7 separate regions of the Mus musculus genome follow, and regions 1, 2, 3, 4, 6 and 7 are each linked to region 5. The links are chromatin loops, found by intact Hi-C in ENCODE. Cell type or tissue: heart. All regions are shown on one strand. Region 1 has its middle 220 kb from the start of Fermt1. Region 2 has its middle 19 kb from the start of Gm39940. Region 3 has its middle 170 kb from the start of Fermt1. Region 4 has its middle 290 kb from the start of Gm39940. Region 5 has its middle 2.3 kb from the start of Bmp2. Region 6 has its middle 46 kb from the start of Gm52526. Region 7 has its middle 270 kb from the start of Gm39940.

Region 1 (4,000 bases), 380 kb after region 5:
GGGGAGGGGAATGGAGTCCCGCTGTAAGCTTCCTATCAGAGTTAGCTCTGAAATCACATGACCTCCACAGCTCCTCCAGGCTCACACAGGGAAAGGCCTCATACTTAGCTTAATATTTGACTGTCACAGTTGAGATATTAGTAATGATTTTTGCTTTGAATGTGTGTTTTGTAAATGAAGGGTGATAAGTCAGTGGAGCAAATGTGAGAGGAAAGGAGGTGGGCAGCTAGCAGCACACACGTGCAAGCAGTGCATACATGCAGAAAACATGTAGGCAGAGCAAGTCTGTCTCCTACAAAGGCTGGACAGGCTACCTGATGTTCACTAGCATCCAAGGAAACCCAGAGTGGGGCAGAATTACAGAATGAAGCCAAGCTAGGACCCGGGCCTAAATTATTGCTGGCAACAAGGCGGCGGCAGTAGCAATAGGAGTGCTGAAAATGGCCATGGTTCCCAAATGGGAGTCTCTGCCAAGAGCAGCATTGGAACTCAGAGATCAAGAAGCCAACTTCCCCTACCATTCTCGAAGCCCAATCTTAAGTGTCAACAGAAATGCATAGCCTCCCTTATCCATAGAGGATCTGCTTCAAGATTCTCGGTGGATTTGAAACCATAAACAGTACAAAACCCTACCTCTCTTCTATGTATTTTTCTTATGTATGTATTTAAAGTTTATTTTCCAAACTTGATATAATAAGAGATTAACAACAGTAACTAAAATAAAATAGGATCGGTGTAACACAATATATTGTTTTGAAGGCTATGTGATTATAGTTTCCTCTTGATTGCCACAGTGTGGACATGCTGGATAAATAGTGATCCGGATGTGATGACATAAACTTTCATTACCCTACTCAAAAAGACACTTAAAACATAAGTGCTTTTTCAGTTGGGTTGAGTTGGGTTGGGTTTAAGCAGTTTGAGTTTGTTTGGTTGATTGGTTGGCTTTCTGTTTTGTTGTGTTTTGTTGTTTTATTCTTCTTTTTTTATTTTATTTCAGTTCTGAAATCAAACCCAGGATCTCATACATACAAGGAAAAGTACATGACCATAGTACTTGACCTACAAGTACATGACCTATATCCCCAACTATAAGGTGAATTATTCCCCAAGCTTCCCATGAACATTTTCAAACCGAAACTGCTCTTATATAACTGAATGTACAATAAGGGAGGGTTACTCTGGGAACTTACCAAAAGTCAGCAGGATCTAGCCACACATACCTCACCAGTACACAAGTACCAGAAAAGAACTTGTGGACATTATACTACAAAATAAGACCAGGGTATCCCCATTGTGTTAGAAAGTTGTTGAGATACTGCAAAACACCCACAAGCTCAGTAACAAAAACTGAACTTTAAGACTATAATATTTAATAGAAAAGGATGCCACTTTATAAATGTATACAAAGATTCACTAAGCAAATTTTCTTCCTTTTTTTTTTCCCTTAAAATTGAAGATACCATGACACATAAAGGAGAAAGGCATCTGAATAATAGATCAACGGTTAATAACTTTTACTTTCTTGTACAGACTTCCACGGGGCGAGGAAAAAGGCAGAGAAAACATTAAAACTCCATTAAATACATTAACATTTAAAGTTAAACTCAGAATTACTCAAAAACCAATTTGTGTGGATATTGAATCCATCATGGAGAATTATCCTTTGAGAACAACCAGCTATTGATGAACTAAAACTTACCTTTAACAATAATTCATCAACAGTTGCTTGAATACTGTCATAGCATTTTAATGCTCATGACATCCAGTACACTTACTGCAGCAAAATATTCACACCCAAATGAAAAATGTATTGAATCTTAATTGTAGTCTTGCGAGAGCAGCTAATGCTGTTTCTAACTCTATCCACTGCAAATGCAATTTGTAAAAGCATAAACATTGTTGTCTTAAATGTTGCTTGCCATGATCATACATGCCCACGATCCAAGCACTCAAGAGGCTGACAGAGGAAGTCTGAGTTCAAGACTAGCCTCTGTAATATTGTGAGATCCTGTCTCAAAAACTAAAAGTAAAAAATAAAACCTTCAGTTACAGAGACAAAGTTTGGAGCTGAGACGAAAGAATGGACCATCTAGAGACTGCCATATCCGGGGATCCGTCCCATAATCAGCTTCCAAATGCTGACACCATTGCATACACTAGCAAGATTTTGCTGAAAGGACCCAGATATGGCTGTCTTTTGTAAGACTATGCTGGGGCCTGGCAAACACAGAAGTTGGTGCTCACAGTCAGCTATTGGATGGATCATAGGGCCCCCAATGGAGGAGCTAGAGAAAGTACCCAAGGAGCTGAAGGGATCTGCAATCCTATAGGTGGAACAACAATATGAACTAACCAATACCCCCCACCCCTGAGCTCGTGTCTCTAGCTGCATATGAATCAGAAGATGGCCTAGTCGGCCATCAATGGAAAGAGAGGCTCATCGGTCATGCCAACTTTATATGCCTCAGTACAGGGGAACGCCAGGGCCAAGAAGTGGGAGTAGGTGGGTGGGGGAGAGGGTGGGGGAGTGGGTGGGGGAGCGTGTGGGGGACTTTTGGGATAGCATTGGAAATGTAAAAGAAATAAATACCCAATAAAAATAAATAAATAAAACCTTCAGAACACATGTTCTCAGAGAGAGCCACTGTACAGTGGTACAAAGTCTGCAGAGCGCTCCAAGCAAATCCACAGATGCGATAGTACGGAAAACCCTCAGAGCACTCAGGAGCCCTTCCATAGTCTCTTCCCTATTCTCTCTGAATCAAGCATAGAGCAAGACACACATCTGGTTAGACATAAAGAAAAGGCTGATACCACTTAGTCAGGAACTCATTCATGTCCTCGCAGGATACCCTGCTATAGGTTGGGTGTCTCTTACTTGAAATCCTTCAAATGAGTGTTGTCAGAGGGTTTTAGATTTTGGAATATTTCTATATTCATAGTGATAGGACCCAGTCTAAAATGAAATTCACGTATACCTCATAATATGTGGCTTGAGGCTGATTTTATAAAATATTTTCAATAATTCTGAGCTTGAAACAAAGTTTCATGGTGTAGACTTTTTCACTTGCAATATTAATTTTGAGCTAAAACTTATAGATTTTGGAGCATTTCAGATTTAGAGTTTTCAGGTTAGGACTGCTCAACCCATAAGAAGCAGAATCTCTCACTTGAGAAGTTCTGAAAACAGGATGAAATGGATTCTTATAATAAACTAGGCTCTCAGATAATATAGATAAGTCATAAAATGTTTACCAAGCATGTGAAAAAAGCCAATGTAAGAGTCACAAGTGAACTTAGAAAGAGCTCCTACATGTAAAAATAGCAGAACAGACAAAACAAATAAGACCAGAATATATATGTGCAAATAATTTCTTTGTGAAATACTAGAAGGAACCTCAGGGGAGGGGGGTTACAAATTCAATCTAAGAGCTGAAAAATATCAATATACAGAGATCTTGACTGAATAGGCTCAACCTAGGAGTGACAGCAGAAGGGGCAGCTAGAGAAGTTTGCCAAAGAAATCTCAAAAGGGAAAGGAGCTGACACATGGGCAGGGAATGTCGGAGGAACCAACGACACCTTCAAGGGACCAGTGGGCACCGTGTAAATCTCCGGAGAGGAGAATCAGAGCTCCCAGCTAGAAAAGGCTATGGAGTCCTTGGCAAGATGCATAAAACATTCATGTCCAGCTCCAATGGAAATACTGCAGAACCCAAGAAAGCACACAACAGGATGCAGACAAGAAGTAGGTGATCATCTTCTATACAAGAGTGGGATGGTGTGCCACATTGAGCTTCTCATTTATAACACCAGATAAAGGAGAAAACAACAATATTCTCCTTCTTTCTAGTGAGAAGGATTTCAAAAAGCTAAGATTTGTTTTATATATATATGTATATATGTATATACATACATATATATATATATATATATATATATATATATATATATATATATATATATATATATAAAACATTTGAATGTGTGTGTACAC
Region 2 (4,000 bases), 170 kb before region 5:
CTGAAGACAGAGTGGAACCTCAATTCTAGCTTGAAGTGCAGCAGCAGGGGAGGAGGGGAGGGGACTGACACTTTGCTGGCCTTTGTTCCCCTACTGCCCCCATCTCTGGATGACTCCCAGGTCCCTAAGCTCAGCTCAAATGAGAGCATTCTGTTCCTCGTCTGGGGGACTTGAGATCCCATTTTCCTCTTTAGTATATTTTTCAAATGGCCTCATGGGTACTCATACGTATTGTTTTCTTTCTGGTCCTTACGCTTTTTCCACAAGCACAGAACACCACATCAATGAAGTCATTAAATCTTTATGGTAACAGTACTATGCTAATGGAAATTATTCATCTATCCCTTGTCTCCCCTCCCCAAAACATCTGGTAGGCTTACCTGGAGTTTGCTTTGGGATGTCACAGAGGATCTTAAAGCATAAGAATATACGGATTCATAGCTTTCTCTGAGCAATGGAGTTTTCCATGTGGTAAGAGGCTGGCGAGGCTGGACTGTTGGGTTTAGACATAAACAGGATCCTGGAAAAGCCTGTGGTAGAGTACACAGAGCAACTCTCAGATTAGCGTCAGGTGGTAGGTAGAGTTGAGGGATGTCCAAAGCCAGACTTGCCACCGACAGACTTGCTGGCAGTATTTAACTGCATGATGAGTTTCTTCTTAACGTGGTTTGTTCTTTAATATCAAATAATAAAACACAAGTATTAGAGCCAATTTAAGTAATTTAGAATAATTAGAGTCTTAAGTGGGCAGCACATGTTCAGAGCAGAACAATCTTTCTCCCAGCTTCAGTGATGTCAGGAGTTTAAGTTTGGGTCTGTTTTCTCTCTTTTTTTTCCTTATGGCTCAAACTTGTGGTGTAGTTCCCCTCTTGGAACCCAGTTATACAGTAACTCCTGAAATGACTGGATAAATGTTGGCTGCCCTGCACGTTCAACCTTGAAAGCACAGAAATCTGGGATTTTAATTCAAACAAATGTGAAAATGGATTATAAATAGGATCCAGCTGCATTTCTAATAGTGGAGAGAGAGAGAGAGAGAGAGAGAGAGAGAGAGAGAGAGAGAGAGAGAGAGAGAGCTATGCCTGCGACATAAGGAAAAGAAGGAAAACACCTTGCCTGGCCTTCAGCAGCCTTCTTTCAAGCTGCAATCACCGCCCTGTCGAAATAGGTAAGGAGCTCTCAAATGTTTTAATTATGTTTAATTAAGTTGTCATTTGTTACTTGACTGCCTTAAAGTTCTGCCTAATTAAACCAGGCTCCATATTCACATTTACACGGTTAGCCCAGCTCAGCACTTAATAAGGGCGGGGGGAGAAATGATTAGCAGAGGCCGTCTTCCTGGAGACTCCCCATCAAGCTGCCAACAGTTGCAGTTTATATATTATTAGCACAGATGTCTGCCAGGCCAATCCAGGGTCTCTAAGAGGGGTGCTGACAATATGACTCCTGCCTCGAACCTCAATAATCCCCCTTCCTTCTCCTTCAGCTATTTTTATATAAGTCTAAAGTGCATGCCGAAAACTGAGAACAAAATGGAGAGCAATGATTTTTTTTTTCCGGTTCATCACCACTGTACGGAGTGGGACAGTGTCACTGCAGCCGGACATGGGGAATCTAACCCTGTCCACTCAGAGTCCATTCTGTTCATTCATGTACCGCTTAAGGTAACAGATAATCAGAGCATCCATTTACATCTGATATGCTCAATGGTTTGCTGTGTGTGATCACACATTGCACCTTGCACAACCATAGAGGGCGCCTTCTGTGTGCTACTCAGCCCTGGGGTGTATTTTCATTTTGGTGATTCCCCGGCAGATGGCAGTAAAATGTCTTGGGGAAAGGGCTCTGATTTCTAATCATACATTTGCCCCAGGGAATGCGCTGATGCACACAATTTCTCACTGGGCTCAATTTTCAACAATGAACAGAGGACAAATCATTAAGATTCTCACAGAATTGTGCATACATTTTGTCAAGTAGAAACACTGTCAATAAATTCTACCATGTAGACACATGAAACAGGAGTCTTCACAATGAGACAACTTCCGCATTTGTGAATCTTTTAAAGAAAACCTCACTCCGATTTAAACGATGACTTTGGTAGGAATCTGCAGCACGTCTACAGTGCTGGGTGGTAAGCATTTCCATTTCTGCATCTTTGACCTTGTGTACAATTGTCTGTTCCTGCCTGTTTGCTAAGCAGAAGGGAGAGCACAAGTCAGGCACTGAATTTGCATACAATAGCAAATGCCTCTCAGCAAAAGTCTCAGCAAACAGTCTCTGTTTGTTCCCTTGCGGATTGTTTGTTTCACCTGCAAGCGCTTCCACTGGTCCATGTTTGTCTCCTTCGAGGTGGAGATGTGATTATTTGTTGGGAAGGAAGCATCGGGAGATAAAGGCTCATTCTGCAAATGTACCCACGGGTTGTGAATCGTAACTCAAAGGCTTCCTGTTCCTCACTTTTGACCCCCTGAAAAGATTTTTGTCTCAGGTTTTAGTTCATATTTTTGGAGTGTTTCAAAGATGCTTTTGTATATCTTGTAGACAGGAAGGACTGTCCAGTGATTCGGTTACAGTGGAAGCAAGCCCTGCAGAACCACCAGCACCTAGAGATGACACGACACGAGCTACCAAATTGCCCAGGATTCTTTGTGGACAGGAAATAGATTAGGTAAAGCCAAGGAGAAGATGACACGAGACAGGCACTCAGGGACATCAGCACATAATCCCATGCATGTGTCGGCTTATAGAATTCGAGTTTTAAAGAAGCAAGTGCAAAAGAAATACTGTCATGTCAGCAAAGCAAGGCTCATTCCCTCCTATTGCTATATTTGTATTGCTATATTTGTCAGGTAAATTTGATCTTTTGTGGAAACGCCTCCTATGAATATGGAAATGAAGAGGAAGATGACAAAGAATGGGGGCATTTGCCGTGTGCAGGTGTTTGTCCCCTTCACTGTAGAGCTTTGACAAACCTGAAGAGAGAAAGAGGAAGAAAGGGATAGAGGGAGGGAAAGAGGGAAGTGGGGAGGGAGGGAGGGAGGGAGGGAGGGAGGGAGGGAGGGAGGGAGGGAGGGAGAAGGAGAGAAACAGGGCAAAGCAGGCAAGCTAAAGTGAAATGTGGATGAAAGGTCTGGAGGAACCCTGAATAACACCTCTAAAAGAACCAGTTCCAGCATGCTGTTTTCACCTTAGCTAATTTATTTTAGATCATAAAAAATAAAAACATTAATATATGTAGCCATGTTCCCTGCAGCATTATTTTTAATGGTGACTAACTAATACCATCCTGGAGTCAAGTACCTGCTTCTTAACTTATCTCCTCTGTCTTAAGACCCCATGACTCCTCCTTACCCCCTCTTGTCTCAGATGCTTTTATTCGCTCAACCTGTTTAGACCCTTCCCAGACCCAGGTGGCCCTTCCTCAAATACTTGGCAGCCACTTTCCCCCCCCCCCACCCCCGCTATTATTTTTCATCCTTAAGTCCTCGACTTCATCCTGTTCTGCCTTTCCCTATCCATCACCAACAGCCTGCCACACGCTCACTACACACCCTTTCTGCCCTCTTTACTGCGGCATTACAGTTTGCTCGTGGGAGTGGGGGTGCCTAGTACCTTCCAACAGCTAAAGTCTATGTAACAATCAGGAGCATCGTCCAAGATTGCCTGTCTTGTTCCCAAGACCTTACATGCCCCCCCCCCCCCACACACACACACACAAATTCTTAGGAAATGTTTGGTGAAATAGGAAATCTAAAAAACCCACAACTATTAAACATGAAATTGCCCTTGTACAGCCTACCTAACCATAAACAAGCACAAGACATGGTATTATAAGGCATTATTGAAGACCACAGAAATTCCAAATGGGAAAATCCCATTATAAATCAGCATTATTAATGTTGTCCAAATATAAATTTAAAAGCAACTAATTTGTATACTTTTCTGGACTTTTTCATGTCTTCTATACTGAACGTTTATTATTTTTATAAAATCAGGT
Region 3 (4,000 bases), 440 kb after region 5:
AAAAGCAGTTTTTGTGTTTTGGTCTTTGGGTTTGTTTTGGTTTGTTTGTTTGTTCAGTAGGTTTTGCCTATATAAAATACAGAATAAGTCCAGAAGACCCCACTAGCAACAGTTCTTAGGAAATCCTCATTTCTTTATCAGGCACCATCACTAAAGCATAACCATGTTCAGAAAGCTGAGGGAGAAAATTAAGAGAAGCATTTCAAAAGGGATGAGAGCAATCTACTCTTCTCGCTTATGTTCCTCTTTATTGATCAAATGAATTACCTGGTGTGGTCTGATTATCAAAAGTGGGAACACACATGACCAGAGAGGACAAGACAGCCAGATGTCTGTAGGCCTAGGAACACTTACTATGCTTACCCACTTTTAAAAATAGGAGAAGAAAGGAGAGAGAGAGAGAGAGAGAGAGAGAGAGAGAGAGAGAGAGAGAGAGGAAGGAAGGAAGGAAGGAAGGAAGGAAGGAAGGAAGGAAGGAAGGAAGGAAGGAAGGAAGGAAAAGAAAGGAAGGAAGGAAAAGAAAATGGGAAGGAAAGAAAATGGACGGAAGAGGGGAGAATGAAATTTAGTTTGCTAACTTGTCACAAAGAAATAAATGTAAGAAATTTTCACTGTGTCAGTTTTCCCTTCACTGGGTTGTATCTTTCACCCTTTATGGGGTTCGGTGTTCCAGAACATCCCTCGGGCAAGAGAACTTTCAAATAGCAGTTGTTCATATTAGAATTGACAAAAGTAACTCTGTGGCCTAGAATGGCTAACACAGGTGTCCAAAAACCACCAAGCAGATTTGCTCACTACCCACCAGAAGCGGCAGCATGAGTTTCAGGAGCATGCAATTTCAATGGTTACCACATCCAATTTTTTTTTAATGTCGTTAGCAGTGAAATGCAGACAGCAGACAAGGCTCCTCAAGACATGCGTCCTGCCCTAGGATGCCTTGAGGAGACGTCAGGTTTTAAACTCACTTCCTATTGCCTTAGGTGTCACTAGACTGGGGTGTAAGGGGAGGGCTGGTAGGACAGAGGATTGTACAGCTATGGCCAGCTGGTAGAGAAAGTCACTCTGCCACTGTCAGCAGACAAGCTGCCACTAAGATTACCTATGATATCTTCCCCCATGTGAATGGCACCTTCTGGGAATATCTCAAAGATAATCCCCAAGGCTAGGAAAAGCATGAAACAGTGGGAAAATGAGACCCAGAAAGATGGACTAACTGAAGAAACAATACAGTCATCCAAGCAGAAAGCTCAGAGAGCATCTCTTATGTAAAGGGAAACAGCCGGGCGTTTTCCACATCAACCTAAGAGATGGCAAGAGTGTGCTGTCTAAAGGGTGTGGTCGAACGGCTTTAGGGAGAGTTAACCTCTCTCAGGAATGGGTACCTAGATCGGTTATCCAATACAAAGTAGTCAGCCCTGAAATCTCATATGCACACAAACAACAAAAACAGACGAGAAGTTAGTGTGCCCAGCTCACCAGACCAACAGTTGGTTAATTCATCCATATTCTCTCTCTCTCTCTCTCTCTCTCTCTCTCTCTCTCTCTCTCTCTCTCTCTCTCTCTCTCTCTCTCTTTCTGCCTCCCCCTCCCTCCATCCCTCCCTCTCTCTCTCTCTCTCTCTCTCTCTCTCTCTCTCTCTCTCTCTCTTTCTGCCTCCCCCTCCCTCCATCCCTCCCTCCCTCTCTCTCTCTCTCTTTCTCTCTCTCTCTCTTTCTCACATGCTCTCTCTGTTGATATCAGACATGAATCTCTGAGCACTCCTTCTGCAGCCATCTGTGACTTTCCCCAACACCAACCTGTGAGGGTTTGGTTTTTTTGGTTTTTGGTTTTTGGTTTTCGGGGCTTGTGGGTTTTGCTGGTAGAGACTCTGCCTTTTGCACTGTGAAAAGCTGTGCCTTATTCTCCCTCAGGGAAATAGTCCAGAGCATCAGAGTATCCAATGAAAAAAAAACTCTTGAGTGATCTGTGCTGGGTGCTTCTGGACCTCCTCAGAACCCACTGAACCTGGGCCACCTCTGTGTGATCCAGAGAAAATCAAAACCACAACTTAGAGCCTTAAAAAAAGTGTGTGGGGTGGGGAAGTGAAGCTCTCCTCAAGAGTTCTGACGCAAATGGAAAAGACTTTTTCCACCCGGTTGCCCCTCTGGGCCCTTCACCACCTGGAAAAAAAAGTGATAGGTGATTGAGCCGAATGAGGGCCTCTGCCTCCCACTTGAATTCCTCCCCCCCCCCCCCTTCTTCTTTCTAAAAACAAAGAATTCTATGAATCTTTTTTCTGCTTCTAAAATATTTTCTGCAGGATTGAGTGCTTGCGAAGCGATGATTATGAATGACTAAACAGCCCTGCATATATTTCTGGAATACTTGGAAATGCCTGTTATTTCTGGAAATGTGTGCTTGTTCAGGTTATTCCGGCAAAGGGCAGCTAGGGGGAAAAAAATTTGCTTTCCTGATAAGAAGCCTGCAGCGCCACCTGCTGCCGGCTCAGAGGACAGCAAGGTGACAAGGTGGAAAAACAAGGACCTGGTTAAAACAGCTTCATTTCTCAAATGCGGGTGATATCCTCAGCTGCGTTCATGGAAGTAAGATAACATGTTTCCAGTAACTACAACACAAACACGCACGGCCCCGAGCTACACTGGACTAACAATGAGAGGGCATCAAGGCAACAGGGCCGGCCTTTCATAGTCTGTAACACTTGTCAAGATCGACTGCAAACTGAGACCATCAGAGTAGCCGTTGGGGACGACACCATTTTGGGGGACAAACGTATTTTCTTTCAAAAATACTTTACTGTGTTATTTATTCATTTCTTGGGGGCCCACCCTCATCACAGTTCATGTGTGAACGTCAGAGGACAAGTTAGGAGAGTCGCTTCTCTTTCTGCTCTGTTGGGTCCCAGAGATTGATCACAGGTCATCAGACTGGCAGCAACCATCTTGGCCTGCTGAACCATCTCTTCAACCCACAGGTGGGCTTAAAACGCGCAAAATAAACATAACCCTGGGGCTGGTGGCCTTCGTATGTCTGCTTGTGCCTGGGTTTCAAGAAAATGTTGAAATGGGAGTTGTAGGCAAAATGGAAAGGAGATGCCAAGCCATTCACACTGTTCCTTTAAAAACAATCCAGGTTCACCGTCCCTGTGTTCCTTTCCATAGTTCCTTCCCACAGGATCTGGAGCTAGAGACAATTTCCCACAGATTTCTATGGCATTGGCTATTTCCACAGCTACCAAACCTAAGAACCTATGCATTTATTTATACCCAGTGTTCTGTCTACTTCATAGGGGAGTGGGTCTTAGTCTTCCTAATGCTACCACCCTTCAAGACAGTTCCTCATGTGGTGGTGTCACCCCTCCCCCAAACATAGAATTATTTCACTGCTATTTTATAACTGTAATTTTGCTATTGCTATGAATCATAGCATAAATATCTGATATGCAGGATATCTAATATGTGACCCTTATGAAAGAGCTCTTCGACCCCCAAGGGACATGACCCACAGGACCTCAGCCACCTAGACCATGCAGACCTATCAGGTTGGAGTTAATAAATGTCAACAAGGAATTTTGTTTTCTTCTTTACCCCTTTTATCCTTCCAGGGGGCCTCAAGTGCTCTTCAGATGAAACCTAGCTTTTTACCACACCTAAGACAAGAGAAGCATACATACACCCACGCTCACCCATCACAACCATATGTACCCCCCACCCACCTTCATTCACCACAACCACCTGCACTCACCTGCACACACCTGCACCCACCACAACCACCTATACCCACCACATATACCTGTAACCATATACACCTGCACCTACCACACACACCACACACACGGCACCCACCTGCACCCACCATACACAGCTACACCCACCACACACACCTACACCCACCACACACACCTGCACCCACCTATACCCACCACACACACCTACACCCACCACACACACCTACACCCACCACACACACCTGCACCCACCACACACACCTGCACCCACCACGC
Region 4 (4,000 bases), 480 kb before region 5:
TCTATGCCAAGTTAAGAAGTGGGGAATAAACCCGGAAGTGGTGGCGCACGCCTTTAATCCCAGCACTTGAGAGGCAGAGGCAAGCAGATTTCTGAGTTTGAGGCCAGCTCGGTATACATAGTGAGTTCCAAGACAATCAGGACTACACAGAGAAATCCTGTCTCAAAGCCCCCCCTCCCCCCAAAAAAAGGAAGAAGAAGAAGAAGAAGTGGGGAATATAGTGATAGGAATTTCTGAGTTTTGCTGCCTTCCCACCCCTGTGCAGAGCTCATGGGGATCATCTAAGTTAAATATTATCCATCTGATGTTTTCACAGTGCTCCCTGCTACCCAGCCCATCTGCTACATGTCTACACATCACAATTCATAGGGATCTACTATTCTCAACCACTACGGATTCCCAGCCACTACCAGACACATGTTTCTAGTGATCTGCAGTGCAAAGGCATTCGAATGTGGGCTGCAAAGCTCATGAAACCGGAAGTTCTAAGAAAGCAGGAGGCAGCTACTGTGGTCAGTAGGAGACGAGTACTCAACATCACTGATGGAAAAGGTCAGGTGCGGATGGGAACGAGAACAGCAGAATCACATTTCCAGTCATGCTCCTTCACCATATGCACTCCTCAGCCTCATCTTTTCTGTATGCCTGAATGACAACTGTACCTAGTGATACCACCATGATGAAGAGAGACCAATAGATAGGCAGAGTTATCACAAGTGAGTCCTGGTTTTGTACATGCAAAAAGATAAACTTAGTTCAAAATGAAGCATTTGAGTTTTTCAAGTGGTAAAATCAAATTGGAAAGTCCTAATTAGTCCCATCTGCACATATCCCCACTCTAATGTGTAATGTGTGCTAGAGTTTTGTTCAGCTGTGCACAAATATTTCAGGATCTCACAAGAGTCTAAGTGCTGAACTTTAATTGAAAGTCTGGTGTTTCTTCATGAGTGTGGGAAGTATTGGGCAGAGAAATGAACTTTCAGCTATATTGGAAGGGCAGTGGGGTCTACTAACTTTATTTTTACTATTAAAATCTATATAAAATAACATTATTACAACACAGTGAGATCTTCTACAATCTTTCAAAATGGCTCAGAAAAGAAAATAAAACTCGGAAAACTTTAAGTGGGCTTGATTTTGAAAGCCAAATATTTTTAGAAAATTTTAATGAAACCTCATATAACTTTCTTACTTTCAACATTTTCCTACATCAAATGTTTGTCTTTCAAAAGCCTGGCTTAGAACACACACACACACACACACACACACACACACACAATGCTATTTCACTTTCCAAATGCCAGACTTTTAGCATTTTCTTTTATGATGATGCGAGAATTTTTATATGATATAGACCCTAACAATAAAATATATACACAAATAACTGCCAGTGGGGGGAACATCACTCCATTTCTTTAAAAATTTAACAAGTCAAATTGAGCTTTCTGGGGTTTGATATATTATCGGGACTCATTCCTGCAGGAAATGAAACTAACTCTGTGGCTTGCTGGTGTTGGGCACTAGAGAAGATCTGCTGTGATATGAAATTCATGCATGTACACTGTCACCAGACTACTGTCCATACAACAGTGCCAGGCCTTTGTCTATGTCCCTTTGTCTGGTCACTCTGTTTTGGTTCTCCAAGGGCTGAATTTGCCCATGTTATACCCATTTGTCTGAGTGATCTATCTGAGAAATTAAGCCTAGACACTCAGAGAATGTGTCTACCCTTAAGTAACACAACTCAAATTTGTGCTGGTTTGTTACATCCAATGAGCTGATAAAACAGCTTGGTACCTGGGAACAGGATGTCATGAATAGAATGGCAGAGCATATACACTGAAGCCCTAGGACCTAACCTCAAGACTCAACTGTTCTCCAGTAAATTATGCCCTGGGTGTTCAGCAGATGTCGCTGTTTCCTGAGATGCAGAGTTTGCCAGCCCAGCCTGTGTGTCCCAATGCTGGATTAAACACTTCACAAAACATAAGAATACATTCAAGAGTGTAGAGGCTAAAACTCTTTCTCCAGCCCTTGCAAACACGGATACATTTGCCATGAAGACTCTGTCAAGCAGTTTGTTAATGGAAAGTGGGCTGTCCTGTTATCTCTGGATTTTAGGTTAAATCCACATTAAAACTGGCTTTCTCATTTGACCTAGGCTTTTACTGTTGTTACTGTGCATAGTCTCTGCTTTTTAGCCATCCCAAGTTTTCTTGCACTCTGGGTAGTCTACCAATGAGAAGGCAAAGCCAGTTCTCCAGGAAAAGCTTGAGATAGTGCAACACACATGGGGAAAATGACTTTTTATCCAGCACTGCCTTCTGGCTAGTGGGCGACAGGGCTCTGAGATGTTTTAACCACCTCCAGAAAAGGAAGCAGAGAGCAGCCCACCTTCCTCAGAAACACTGGGAAAGTCATTTGAAATCACCAGTGTCTGAGCTTGAGCTTCCCTCAGTCGTGGTACATTGAGATCTCTGAGGGTGTGAGGTGTGACTCTGGGATGCAGGGAATGTGTGTGTGTGTGTGTGTGTGTGTGTGTGTGTGTGTGTGTGTGTGTGTGGTAGCTGCCTCAAATTATCTGTGATGCAGAAGCTCAGTAACATATGCAAACCTTCAAGCAACTTAACCAGTTCCAATGATAGATAAAAACTACTACAGTGGAGAAGGGAACTCAAAGCAAAGGCCATGAGTCTTGCATAAGGAAGACAAAATGGCTTTTTAAAAAAATGCCAAAGCCCAAAAGTACAGTGCCACTTCTTGAGTAGCTTTCTTTTTCTGAGTGTGATATTCATGTCATGAATCCAAGTGCCTAAATAAAATCGCAGAAAGCATCCATTTTCATGGGAGAAATCTCTAAATATGAAGCTGTGATGTTGAGTTATTCTTTCTTACACGACATTTGGTCCACTTGGTATTTGTTGATCATGTACTGTGTGCTAGACATTCAGAGAATGAAGCGAAATCTCTTTTCTAAGGGTTCACTTTGGCAGAGCAGGCAGTGAATGGCAGGTGATACTGTGAGTCACTAGCATGGGTTAACACAATTCCATGTCATGGGGGCCAAGAAAGGAGCTAGGAGATAAAAGAATTCTGATGGAAGATAAATGTAGGCTTTCTTCCCAACAAAGGCAAGACTCTTAATTAATTATTAATAGGATGTTAATTATATAGAGAAAAGAAATTAACTTAAAGACATATCATTTTCCTCAGAAGGTTCATGAGTAGGTGTTCTCAGCCATGGCCCCTGATTTACTACTTATCAAATCTGAAGACCTTTCTCAAAACAGAATGGGCCAGAGGTCACACCTGCCCTTCTTACACAGGTCTGCTTTGTGAAGACCAGATATCTACTTTGGGATTCATAGGAACTTCATAGTGAGCCCGACCGTGATTATCTTTCTCAGGAGTTTGAGTCATACGTCTATTTACATTGGAGTTTGACTTAACAGAATGGGATTAGCAGCTGTATTGTCACTGGGAGCATGGCCGGGTTAGGAAGGACTCAGTTTTATCACAATCTGGCCTATCTCGGAAGTTGTTTATGTCCTCATCCCTCTGGTTAATTGATTTCCTCCTCTGTTTAAAAACAAGCCAGTGTGTTAAACATTAGCCTCTTGGAGCATGTATTCTCCCAGGTCATCACACGCTTAAGGTTATCTTTTCGAGCTTGGATCAGCATTTCTGTACATCCAGGAGAAAAGACATATGTAAAGATGTCAAAATCCAACTGGCAAACTTGTACCTGAGGGTATGTGAGCTCATCATTTTAAAATAGTTATACATGTATACTGTAATTGAAAACATAAGTAAATGCATGGAAGATAACAAAAACTCACAATAAAAATGGAGGCTACAAGTAAATCAGGTGAAAATAAGGCCACAATTCCCTGCAGAGTGGTGGATAGAAGCAGCAGGTATTAACATGGGCTCACATTAGTTAAGATGGACATATATTGTTCTGATAAGCATGAGTAAATACATCTGTGAATCAAGTCAT
Region 5 (4,000 bases):
ATTTTGGCAAAAATGTGAGCAAACGCTTCTGTTTTGAATGGTGAGAAGAAAATGTCGAGAAATAGCCGATACACATCTGAGTGCATTATTACATTTTATAAATATTCATACATTTATATTCAAATAAATGAATCTAATAAAAAGATGCATATATTTTATATGTATTTATTTATGTAAATTATAAAAATACGGGTACAGGTTTCTGAACATAGATACACACTTGTAAAGTGGACATCCCTTCTAGTGATGTGTGTGTGTGTGTGTGTGTGTGTGTGTGTGTGTCCATGTGAGGGGACAATGAGAGTTAATAGAAATTCTCTTTATAGAAGCGATCACTTCGATACTTGTGATATTTATCTTCCCTTCCACACCCACCTACTCCAGAGTCAGGTAACAAGACAATTCCGGTTTGAGACCTTTGAATTTTCTGCCTGGTCCTCTCTCTCCACTGGGTCTCCAGCAGTAAGGCTCTGGCTGTGGCCAAGCCAGTTTTCTTCCTCAGCTGGAAATGTCCCCAAAGCTGCTGAGCCAGGATTCTTTTTTGAAATCTTTCCATTTCTCCCTACATTCAGGAGCCTTCATAGTACCACCACTGGCTACCCACAGGACCCCCAAAACTATGGGCTGAGCATTCCTGTAGAAGACCAGAGTGAATAACGTTACGTTGTGAACCAGATCTTTCCAGTTTGCAAAGCAAAGACCGAGAAAGACCAGAAGCAGGGGCTTTAATGATTTTTTTACCCACGTGTGCTAGCTTTTCAGTCGGGGAGCTAAAATAACTCTAGGTTCGTTCACCTAAATCGGATTAGCAACCCACAGAGGGAAATTAGGCCCTGGCTGTTTCTAGAGCTGTAGAGGTCAAATAAGGTATTTTTGAAGGAAGGCTGTCTACAAGGGAAATTAAAGGAGAGGAAGGGATAGATCCAGCAATTTGCGATCAGCTACTGTATTCCTTTTTAAAACGTGTTGCAGAAGTTGTCACTCTGAATCATGAGACACCAAACAAGGCGGCAATAAAACACTCCACTCAGACGTGTAAGTGTGTAAGTCAAAAGGGCTGATCGCCTCTGAAGCCATTTCCTTCCCTATCAAGTTTAATTGAGAAGTTAACCATTGCTTCTGTCATCGCGGAGGCGGAAGGAGCAAAGCAAGAAACTCCGAACCTATATGAGATTTAAATGAGAAAGTTGCCTTTAATGAGGAAGAGAAAGCTGACAGCTGTTGGACCAACCCCAAGAAAAGATGAAAATGAAACCTTTGGTGATGACATCAACAATGCCTTGCAGCTTTGGGCCTCTGGAACACCAGAAGAGAGAGTTTGGCCGTTTAGGATATCCTTAGTAATCAAGTCTCTGAGGTAAAATGGATGCCTCTGGACAGTTACTCCACCTTGGTGGTGCCTGCTGGCTTCTTTTTTGTAGCCCAGAGAGGTGCTGCTAAAAAGCCTTTCCCAGGAACTTTCCTCAAGTTTGGCCCAATTTCTCTGAAGAGCACTCGACTGTTGTTTTTTTAGAGATGGCTGCCCTCTTGTGGTGGAAATGAGTGTAAACGCATGGGACCTAGAAGTGAATCCAGTTTAAATGAATTCTCTGTTCTTTGGAATACAGTGTAGATGGTCATGTTCAGTCCATTTTTCATGCAATTGAAATTGTAGAGAAGAAACAAATACAGAGACTTATTGCTTTTTACACTCTATGCTGGTGGCCTCCTCCCACCCACAACAAATAATGTGTGGTTACTTAATACTTTGAGGGGGTACTATCTGTCTTCTCTGAAAATGTACAGTGCTTGCGGACTTGCTCGATCTTACCATTAACAAAGTTTTTCTCAGTATCTGCCAGTTCAGAAGGCGAGAGTAGCTCTGGAGTAGCTCTGAATTTATCCTATTTAGCGTCTCTGTTAACAAATATGTAAGGGGTTTCCAGTGGCCAGGCAGTCCTGGGGCAAGCTAAGGTGAGAATTACAAGTCTGATCTTTGTAAGAAGGTCCAGACACAATGTATCAGAACACAGTCTACTGGTTAGGACTCTACATAAAGGAGGCTGCTGCTATTCTATTCTAGTCCGTTTTTTGCCAGGTTTTCAGGAGATATCGGAAATCCTCATTTGTGTGTGGACATGACCTGGGATGAAATTAAGTACTTAAAGAGTCATACTTTGGCAACTTTTCCTTGAGCAGTTCAGCCCAGATAATGTTTAATTTTATTGCATCCTGCAGCTATTAGCATTCAGCATTGTTCCTACTAGGTGGACCATTATGCAAATTCACATGAAAATAATGATCCCCATGTATTGTAAAGGTCACAGCAGGCGTGACATGATCCATCTACCTTGTAATTGTCATTCCATTGTAACCTGTGGCAACTCCCCTGAGAAACCTCTTAGCCTGTGCATCATTTGCTGCTGATGCGACACCCAACCCTGGCTCTCCTCACTCCTGATTCTTTCCTAGGGACCAGAAGCTACAGCCGAGAGTAGCATTTGCTCTACCTAGGGCTCACCTAGTCAGTGTTGGATTAGCCACAGTAAGAATGATGGGTGGAGTGATTTGTAGGCCAAACTAGGCCAGGTTGGCCAAGTCACATTGTTTTAGACAGCCATCAAATCTTGTTTAATTACCATATAGCAATATACTTGCATATGTGACCAATGATATTAAAATGTTTTGCTATTGTATTAGGTTGGAAGAGGGAAAGGGGGTAGTTACAATCTCTTAAGATAAAAGAAGTAATGTTTTTTAAAAAGGAGTCAACCTCAGTATTAATGTTTTTACAAGGTAGCTATGGAGTCAGAGTTTTCACCCAAAGCCTCTGTATTGAAAAACCCCTCCCATCTAAGTGTTATAGGTATACTTTTGGAGATGTGACTGGATCATAGGGACCAGTGTATTTATCTATTGACAAATTTCAATTTGGAAAGCTTTATGGGCAGTGACATAAGTGTTAGGGAATGGGGACAGGTTGATGGAAGTAGTCACTGGAGACAGGCTTTCAAAGTTTCTGCCTGTCTCTTCCTGGGGTCCAGCCTGTCACTTCCTGGTTTTTATCCTATTGTCTCTTCCTGGTTTTCATCCTGTTTCCCTGTCCTGGGTTCCTTCCTGTTGCTCTCTTGCTTCCTGACCACCATAAAGCAAGAGGCCTTCTCTCCCATGTGTCTCTCCTCCATGTTCTTCCTCACTGCAGGTCCAAAGAAAATAAATGGAGCCATACACCGTAGACTGAAACTCCTGAAAACATGAGGCAAAAGAAATATTTCTTCTTCTCAAACTGTTTTAGGTATTTGTTTCATTGTTTCAGAACTAAAAGCAAAAGCAAACAACAACAACAATAAAAGCAAACTGACTAATACTACCCAGTCTATAAATCTTTACTGAGGATCTATGAACTTCACAACACTATGTTACTTGGATCCGGTGCATAAAGACACATAAGCTCTGCACATCCTTTATTTAGGAGCCTGTGGAAGAAGTATGATATGTTCAGAGGTAAAGAAATATAAAGCATAAGACATATGACAAGGACACTTCAGGAGAGCAAAGAGTTGCTGAGGGACTAATGGGAAGCAATGTGAAATTAGTAAGCTTATAGCAAGGACAGGGTTGCAGATTGGATGTGAACTCTCCCCTGAGGGCTCCCTATCTGGTGGTGTTATTCCAGGAGGTGGTATTATAAGAACATAAGAGGTAGAGCCTTGATGGAGCAAGTAGGTCACTAGGGCAGTGGGTCTTAAGCTTTTACATCCAGATTCCCAACTGATCTGTGTTCCCTGCTCTGCTGAGATGTGGTCCTACCCATTTTGGTCCTCTACCAGCACAACTTCACTAAGACATACTGCCTTCTAGTGTGAGAGCCTTAAGTTGATTCTTGTCAGGTACTTCATCACAGCCATAAGTACCAGTGACAGCAGTGTTTCAGGGGACTAGTCAGGTGAATACAATGGCTGGGAGCTAGGGAGTGAGGTTCAGCAGGTGACTACATAACACCAGCAGCAAAAAAAATTTT
Region 6 (4,000 bases), 930 kb before region 5:
CTATGCAAAAAATAACACGGCAGCTGCTGCAGCTACTTTACTGAGAGCGTTCCTAGGACGTAAATGAATAATAAAATGGCATCTCTCTGAAGTCAGGAGAGTCTGAGCCTATCTCAAAGTGCATAGAACTTTAGAGCTAAGAAGATTATCGAGAGCTATCCTATTTGGGCCTTTTCCCATTTGAGAACATTTTAACAGAGCTGAGTTGTTGGCTACTCTGATGCTATAAGTAGGAACACACCAATAATGCCATTTCAGGATGGAAGAATCCAAAGGCTTTCTCAGTGTTTTGTGCTTGGTACTATCTGGATTAATTTTTATGGAATACTCAAAGATCAACTAAATCAAGCTCAGAATTCTACAGACCTCTTCAGAGCTTTTATATTTCTTAAACACAGAGTAATAAAGCTGGAATAAGCTGCAAGGTCCTATAAAGCAGGAGAGCACTAATATTTGCATGCTCAGATGCTGAAACTCCATATAACAGCCTAGGGAGGTGGCTCGGTAGCTAACGTGCTTTTATCACAAGCAAGAGAAGGGAGCTCTGATCCCCAGAACCACTAGAAATGCTGGCTTGGCATGGTGATTCCCAGGCATTTCTCCCTAGGGATGCAGAGACAGGATTCTCATGCTACTGGCCAGTAAGACTATATTAGTACACCCTCTCCTTGGCAAACTTTCTCTTCTAGTTGGGTCCTTTGATCTGTCTGGTCTCTACCTCATAACATTTATTTTTTAATCACATAAGAGACATACAAGAAATAATTATTAATCAGTGAAAATTTTGCAATCCAAGAATTAGCGGATCCAGAATAAAACCAGCAGTAGCCATAGGGATGTGGCACATGTGAGTGTAGCACAGACCTTCAGGGCAGGAAAGGTTTTAGTGATTTTTTTTCCCTCCTTTCAGCCTTAGTTGACCCTCACTCCTGGTATGGTAACTCCAAAATAATTCATGTTCTGCCTGTAGATGGCGACATCTGAACTCTTTTCCTTGGTGCTGAGACTATGAGCAGCAGGTTTCATCCCACAGGCAGGTGAGAATGTGAACTGATGTCTGAAAAGGAAGCAACAGGGGCTGTGGCTGCACTCAACGGTTTCTATTACATTTGGTGCAGAAACCATTCCCGGAGGCACAGAACATCTAGGCTGAGTGTGTGCTCAAGGATGATGGGGAATGTGAACCCTGTCTACTCACTAGGACATATTTCAGTCATTATAATGTGGCAGAAGGAAGTGTGTGTCATATTAAAGAGTGGCTGATTAAGAGTATTTTTGAACTATTAATACTATCTGCCCATCAATTTTCTCTTCAATTATTGGACTTTTGCTGTTACAAATAAGACTTCTTAGCCCAAGCCAAAGACCACAAAGAAGTTTTCTCTTTCTTTTTCCTTTGTGAAGTTTCATAGTTGCATTTTTATTTAGATAGAAGATATTAATTTAACTTGTATACAAGGTATGAAGTATGAAATTAAATTATATGTATTTTGTATAATTGTCAAATGCAGTGTGTCGAATACCAACTTTTCTGTCTAAATGCCTTTGAAGCACTGGGGAAAATAAGTGAACTCAGTGTGATGGTTAGTTTCTGGCCTCTTTGTTTTGTTACCTATATATCTATTCTTGACTATTACAGAAGAGTCATTAGTTTTTAAACTTGGGCAGTGTGAAAGTGGGTTCCCCTCTAAGGACATCTGTGGGTCCTTTGCCCCCTTTGTGAACATAATCAGATGCTCTGAGCTCAGCTTCTGCATCGGTAGAATATAGAATTTTATGAACAGCTGTCCATTCCTTCCTCCTTTTCTCCCTCTTTCCCACATCTTCGGTTTCTCGGTGGTTCTGGGGCTCTGGATCCCGTTCTCATTCATGTCTGTTCCGCATCTGGTCAGTAGGTGGTGCTGTGCAGCAATACATCCACTTGTTGATGTCTTACATCTTTTAAAATACCAGATTATGTCATCTGCTAGCCCATGACTTCTGTCTACGCCGTGAAAAATGATCACTAAATTGTTAGTAGAACAACAGTTTAGAAGCCTCTTTCCCTGAGCATCTGAGTCTAGGCTTGAGCTCGGTTGCTTAAGTCTCCATTTTCTCAAGATTTAAAGGCTTTTCATTATAAAAGGAGAATCCAAAAGACTATATACCCCCCCCCCTTTTTTTTGACAGGGGTGGGGTCCGGGGTGGGGGTGAGGCTGGAAACGAATAAGAACAAAATGAGTATAAAAATGCCATACAGAAACCCATTGCTTTGTATCTTAATGTAAAGACTTGCAGCAAAGAAGTCAATACCGGGCCTTGAATCCCTACAATAGAGCCCAAAATGACATTTGAGTTGGTGTTTGTTTATCAAAGAGTCAAAACAGAGATGGCTCTGAAGAACACAAGAAGCTAGCTAGCTCTACTGCTCAAAATAAAATTCAAGGTTAGTTTGTTTGTGAATTACTGAGCCAGCTGGCTGTCCTGGCCCAGTACGACTTTTGTGGTGACAGCTGTTCCTACCAGGATTTGATGGCTGGGAGTGGTGAGGACAGAACTGGTGGTTTTGAGATGAGCTGGATATGGGAGATGGGTTGCGAGGATGGATTCTGGTTTCCTTAAAGAGGAAATCCACAGATTTCAGATCCTCGCCGTTGAAATCATAGTTTCTGTGGCTGCTCTTAATGCGTTTGCTTTCTGGGCAAAGGGAGGTAAGGCATGAGCGATCTGTTGTAACTCTGTGTCCCCTTAGGTTATGATTTAATGATGGGTGGTTCCATTTGCAAGAGCTTAGCAACTGTGCGGGTTTCCAGCAAGGGCACTAGACTAGCCTGCAAAGAATCTACCCAGTGCCGCTGCTCTGGCCAAGAGTCCCGAGGGTGCTCTGAAATCTTGTTTCCTTTCCCAAGTTCCCAAAAGCCAGAGGAAAAGCTCTCCTTGGGGTTGGTGGCATCATGCGGGGGTTTCCATGTGTAAATGCTGCAGAGCAACCTCAGAAGTGCAGTTCTTAACCCTCTCTTCAGAAGACAGAAACTCAAGATAGGACACTGGAAGCCAAAGCTAGAGAAAGACGGAGTGAAAGAAAGGCATTAAGGGCTCTCCACTTTGGCAGTTCAATCAAATCGCGAATCTAGCTGTCCTCTGACCCCTCTCAGTTCAGTTTCTGTCTTCCACATCCCAGCAAACGGAATTTCCCTGTTTTGGTTGTTCAGCTCCAATCTTTGGAACTTTCTTCATGCTCCCTCTTCCATGATCTAGAAACCAGGCCTGTTGACGGGGACTTTAAAGTGTTGCTGGGATCTAAAGCACTCACCACTGTATCCTTCGGCTAACTCTGGCCTTATGTGACATCATCTCAAGCATGCACTAGACAAGAGTTTTTCTAAGATTTCCCTGTTCCAATCTTGACCCCAGTTCATTTTATTTCCAACATGCTAGCTACAGTGGCACCATTAAAAGCTAAGTGGGTACCCGTTTCTTCTCTACTCAGACTTCTGCAGGCTGCCCATCTCATTAGAAGGAAAAAGATCTTATACTGGTGGGAAAGGTCCTACACAAAAAGAGTGACCTTTCCTAGCTATCATTTAGGTCACTTACTGATGATGCTTGGCCATTTGGTCTCCTGCTTGTTTCTACACCTGAAAGAAATATGCCCACCCTCTAAGGATCTGCTTACCTGCTTCTTCCTTCAGCCCTTTCTTCCTGATCTTTATGCAGTGCTGCTTTCTCTATGTAGCCTTCTCTGGCTGCAGGACTTGACCTTAACCCTCTGGGCAGGCTGGTTGTGTGTCTCCATGGGTAAAGGTGCTTGCTCCTAAGCCTGCTGAACGGAGCTCAATCTCTGGATGTCATATGGCCAAAGGACTGACTTCTACAAGTTGTGCCTGGCTTGGATATGTGAGCTCAAACATGTGCGAGTCTATGCACGCACACATGCATGCACACACATACACACACAGTGAAATATAGTCACCCACATACTAAACAGATACATAATCATAAAATAATATAAAGATCATAT
Region 7 (4,000 bases), 470 kb before region 5:
TGGCCCAAACTTAGAACACTTAGCACTGAACAGCGACAAGGAGAGTGATTCTCTTTCTGGCTGGGGGCAACATGAAGTAAAGCCACTTTCAAACAGTTTCATAGTGCTTAGAAAAATCAGTTTTTTTTTTATTTTATAATCAAGCAATCAAATTCCTCTGTGCATAGCCAATGAATTAAAAACGGATGTCCACATAGATACCTATGGCAGCTTTACCATACTTGCCCAGACTTGAAAGCATCCAAGATGCTCTTCCATAAATTAATGGATAATCTGCAGTTTATCCCAGCAAAGGAAGATTACTGAGCAATATAAGCAAATTAGCAATCAAGCCACAAAAAGACAGGGAAGGACATGCAATAAATCTTACCCACTGAAAAAGAAAACAGTGCAAAACCGTTCACTTTTTATGAGTGTTATACATGCTATTGTCTGAAAGGAAAAACAATGGAAACAGGACATACCCAGTTCCTGTCAGAGGTCAGTGTGGAGGAAAGGGTGGAAGGATGCATAGGATGTTTAAGGCAGTGACATAGTTCTCCACGACAGTATAATGGCAGACACGTGATGGGTACATGTGTTGAAAACCACAGAATGTATTCTACCAAGAAAAGATTTTTCCTGTACACTATGCATGAGGATACATCAACACACAGGCTCATTTATTGTTAGAAGTGGGCCAGCCTGTATGGGACATTGCTAGCAGGGGAGCAGCACAAGTTTGAAACAGAAATTATATATTAAAAAAATCTCCATATTATTGTACTAATCTTATTGTGACCCAAAAATTACCCTGAAAAGGAAATCCTGTTTAAAAGTATACAAGAACAAAGACCTTGGCTTCAGGAGATGTGGTTCTGTAGAGTAGCAAGGTTTGTCTCTCTCAACACCTTATGCTTCCCTGTTGTCTAAAGCTCTTCACGGCCCCTCTATGCTCATGCCTCTTTCCCATAGACTGAAAGCAGGTAGCTAAAGCTGGGGCCAGCATGAGTTTCTCCTCGGCCACAAAGAGAAGAGGTTGGAACATGAGAAGAACTGAACTAAGCAGACAGTGAATTTTGAGCACTGGAGCGTGTTAGAATGTATAAGTTAGCAGTTGGACTGGCCGTATTGGTTACCGTCCCTGGGCAGAAAGAAATCACTAAAAGGTGAAGAAGGAAGAGAGAAAAAGAAGAAGGGCAGAGAAGTTAATCTGCATGATAACTGAGTGCTACCCACTCAAGATTTTCCATGCCAATCCATGGCTTAGACACACTTCAGCTATTAATTATCACTTTGCTACACATTTCCAAGCCATCATTTATGTAGATGAATATGCGGAGAGCTTGGTCTCTGCCATGTGTAAGTCATATATCCCCTACCAACCACACCAGGTCCAAACTGAGGAATCAACAGATGACTATGTTAAGCCCCTATGGACCCATTCTAGTGTGACACAAGGGTTCTTTAAAAGTCACATTACTTCAAAGCAATTGCCTTTTGAAATCTCTCACGGGATCCTGGAATTTAGAGATGAGTAAGTGAGACACTCACGAGATAATGGTAAAACACAATAAAATCATACATTTTTTGTTGTTTACTTTAAATGATGTGCCTTATACAAGTGTGGTAGCCAGTATCAAGGTATGTGACTTTTTATATTATGCCCATCTGTTTAATTTTTCTATTTCTTCAGAGAAACTCTATTAGTATGAGTCCATGTCTTTTCCATCATAATACCCTCTGCCTGTTTCATTTCATGGAAGATGCTTATACGGTCAAGTGAGGTAAAAACAGACGCTTTGGGAATTAGACAGGGGGTTGTATTAACTTAAGTGTCCTTCCTTCCCCTTGTTCTAGCTATTTGGAAGAGGTCTTTCAACAATGGACATTCTATGCCAAGGAGCAATCCCATTAGCAAGAGATCATAATGACAATCATTGGTCTTGGGCCTGGAGAAAGGTGCATCCTGAGACTGTGGCATGGCCACACAGTACTCCACCAGATGGAGCCAGAGATTGACAAGACACCTTCTCAGGGAGGAGCAAGAAAGAGTAAGCAAAGTAACAAAGACCACTACTCATCCAAGCAAGTTCATATTAAGCTCAAAAGCAGTTGGGAGTCCAGTGTGCACTCATGTTTTCTAAATAAGCTACTTGTTTTCTGGTCTGGGTATGTCCTTGCAGCTATTACAGAACAAAAATGAAGTGCTGTGCCACAAAGATATCAGACTGGAAAAACCTTTGATTAACTAACTGTGCATTAGCCTACCAATATAGGCTATGGTTAGTGCCAAGAAAATATTGAAGGGTTCTACTTGTACCATTGCACCAGAAAATAAAAAAGATAAATTTAGAAATTGGCCTACAGTGTTTATTGCATATAAATGAACAAGTTCAGAAAAGAAAGATGTAATTTTATTTTCATGTAATTTAAAAATCCATTTCTGCTGATAAAACATGTATCCCAAATAATTCATTGCATGCTCACAGCTCGACAGCTTTTTCACTCTAATTTATAAAAACACAGGTTGCATAACAAATATGATTTAAAAGCAGACATCTCCTTACACGATCATTTAAGGTTAGATAGACACTTAGTATTGACAAGAGTGAAGGAAATAACAGCAAAAGAAAGAAAGAAACAAACAACTGCAACAACAAAACAAAAGCAAACAAACCAAACCAACCAAAACTGCCAAGTCTTTTCAGCAATCCTTTAACCTATCAGTAGCTCAGGAGATCCTTTTACAGATATTTCTGAGTTATCATTTGGAAAGCCCATTCTTCATATTCTTGGCCCAGCAGGAATCTGTGTGTTGTTCTTACTGGACCACTTTAGTTGTAGATTTAGCTTTGGTAGAAATCTGAATCTATTGTGCGATGCCTTTGGGAGGAATGCTAAAGGCTGCTGGAGATGTGTACTTCTCTCCTCGCTTTGACTAGATCTTCGACCCCAACCGACAAGCATCAGAGACACGACTAGAACTACCATCTGATGATTCAATTTCTAGAAAGAATGGGCTCCTAGAAGAAAGAAGCCTCCTACAACTGTCTTGTATGTTCCGTTACTTTAATTCTGGTTCCTGCATTATACTTACCTCAGCGTCAGAACTAGGAATATTCAGAACTGTTTCCTTCTGAGATCCTCACCATAGACAGAAGCAAAGGAACTACTCTAATATGAAATATGTGCTCTCAGAAGCATTGTTGCAGCAGGCAGAAAGCTATCAGTCAGTGATCTACATTTGGGAAGAGACTCCCAGGAAGTAACCTTTGATAACCTTAGACGATGTTTGTGTGCTTTGGCACTATGATCACCTCCGAAGTTAATTAGAGAACAAAACCTCTATAAGTCAATGCAGTGGTCTTGCGGACAGGTGTGGGTTTCCCTCCAAAGCGTCTTTTCTCCCTATTTAGTAGACAGAGCCTTCAAATACCTTACAAATTGTCATATTTAGAATGTATGTTGAGCAAACCAAGTCCAAGGATATACAATAGTAAATATTACCTTTCTCAAATCAACTCTTTCATCAGGGCCAATGATTTCATTTCAAGTCATTTTCCTATGATAGTCTGGTTTTGAATGCCTCCTGGTTTTCCCTTTGAACGACTGGCTGACGTACTTCCCGATGTCCCTGTTTCTCAGTATCTTCTATTCTTACCAACAAGAGAATTATTGGCAAATTACAATTATCCTTGGGCTTTTTGTTGCTTAGGAATTCAATTAATGCTTATGGAATTTGAAGCAAACAATAAAAAAAGCAATATTCTAAAAGGGTTAGGCTGAACCTAGGAGGCAGGATATTTAAACCAGAGCATTTGGGGTTTTGTTGTTGTTGTTGTTGTTGTTTTGCTGGATTTGTTTTCTCTTTAAAAATGTGAATTACTTTGGCAGAATTATTGAGAGTACTTTTTCTCAGCAACAAAAACCTTTAGTTTTGAGGCAAGATGGGTTTAAAGTTTTAAACACTTTTCCCATTCCTTTTGTGTTTGGGGAAACTCCCCAACTTTTTACTCAT

The links. Peaks named below come from ENCODE experiments on the same cell type or tissue, not always from the same donor. Only the 100,000 strongest peaks of a DNase experiment are listed, where the experiment ranks them.
Region 1: it touches region 5 in a loop (1.9-fold over the local background); 3 of 42 quality-filtered maps call a loop at or near these places.
Region 2: a loop joins it to region 5, with 14 times the contacts of the local background. A loop is called at or near these places in 15 of 42 quality-filtered maps.
Region 3: it touches region 5 in a loop (2.9-fold over the local background); 11 of 42 quality-filtered maps call a loop at or near these places.
Region 4: it touches region 5 in a loop (6-fold over the local background); 17 of 42 quality-filtered maps call a loop at or near these places.
Region 6: it touches region 5 in a loop (10-fold over the local background); 16 of 42 quality-filtered maps call a loop at or near these places.
Region 7: a loop joins it to region 5, with 3 times the contacts of the local background. A loop is called at or near these places in 17 of 42 quality-filtered maps.

What each region holds. Positions count from the first base shown.
Region 1 is chr2:133,163,100-133,167,099 of GRCm38, reverse strand. No RefSeq gene overlaps it. Among named protein-coding and RNA genes, the nearest start is that of Fermt1, 220 kb to the right of the region's middle. In heart, no CTCF peak of the experiment used is centred here; no DNase peak of the experiment used is centred here.
Region 2 is chr2:133,722,243-133,726,242 of GRCm38, reverse strand. No RefSeq gene overlaps it. Among named protein-coding and RNA genes, the nearest start is that of Gm39940, 19 kb to the left of the region's middle. In heart, a CTCF peak has its summit at 1,798 (motif pointing right); no DNase peak of the experiment used is centred here.
Region 3 is chr2:133,112,370-133,116,369 of GRCm38, reverse strand. No RefSeq gene overlaps it. Among named protein-coding and RNA genes, the nearest start is that of Fermt1, 170 kb to the right of the region's middle. In heart, a CTCF peak has its summit at 2,458 (motif pointing left); no DNase peak of the experiment used is centred here; H3K27me3 peaks cover 884 bases.
Region 4 is chr2:134,027,741-134,031,740 of GRCm38, reverse strand. No RefSeq gene overlaps it. Among named protein-coding and RNA genes, the nearest start is that of Gm39940, 290 kb to the right of the region's middle. In heart, a CTCF peak has its summit at 1,902 (motif pointing right); no DNase peak of the experiment used is centred here.
Region 5 is chr2:133,547,836-133,551,835 of GRCm38, reverse strand. No RefSeq gene overlaps it. Among named protein-coding and RNA genes, the nearest start is that of Bmp2, 2.3 kb to the left of the region's middle. RefSeq lists a cis regulatory region at 689-699 and a promoter at 1-1,588. In heart, a CTCF peak has its summit at 1,532 (motif pointing left); DNase peaks (open chromatin) are centred at 1,295 and 1,375; H3K4me3 peaks cover 101 bases; H3K27me3 peaks cover 1,073 bases.
Region 6 is chr2:134,479,864-134,483,863 of GRCm38, reverse strand. No RefSeq gene overlaps it. Among named protein-coding and RNA genes, the nearest start is that of Gm52526, 46 kb to the left of the region's middle. In heart, CTCF peaks have their summits at 965 (motif pointing right) and 1,890 (motif pointing right); no DNase peak of the experiment used is centred here.
Region 7 is chr2:134,015,290-134,019,289 of GRCm38, reverse strand. No RefSeq gene overlaps it. Among named protein-coding and RNA genes, the nearest start is that of Gm39940, 270 kb to the right of the region's middle. In heart, a CTCF peak has its summit at 1,969 (motif pointing right); no DNase peak of the experiment used is centred here.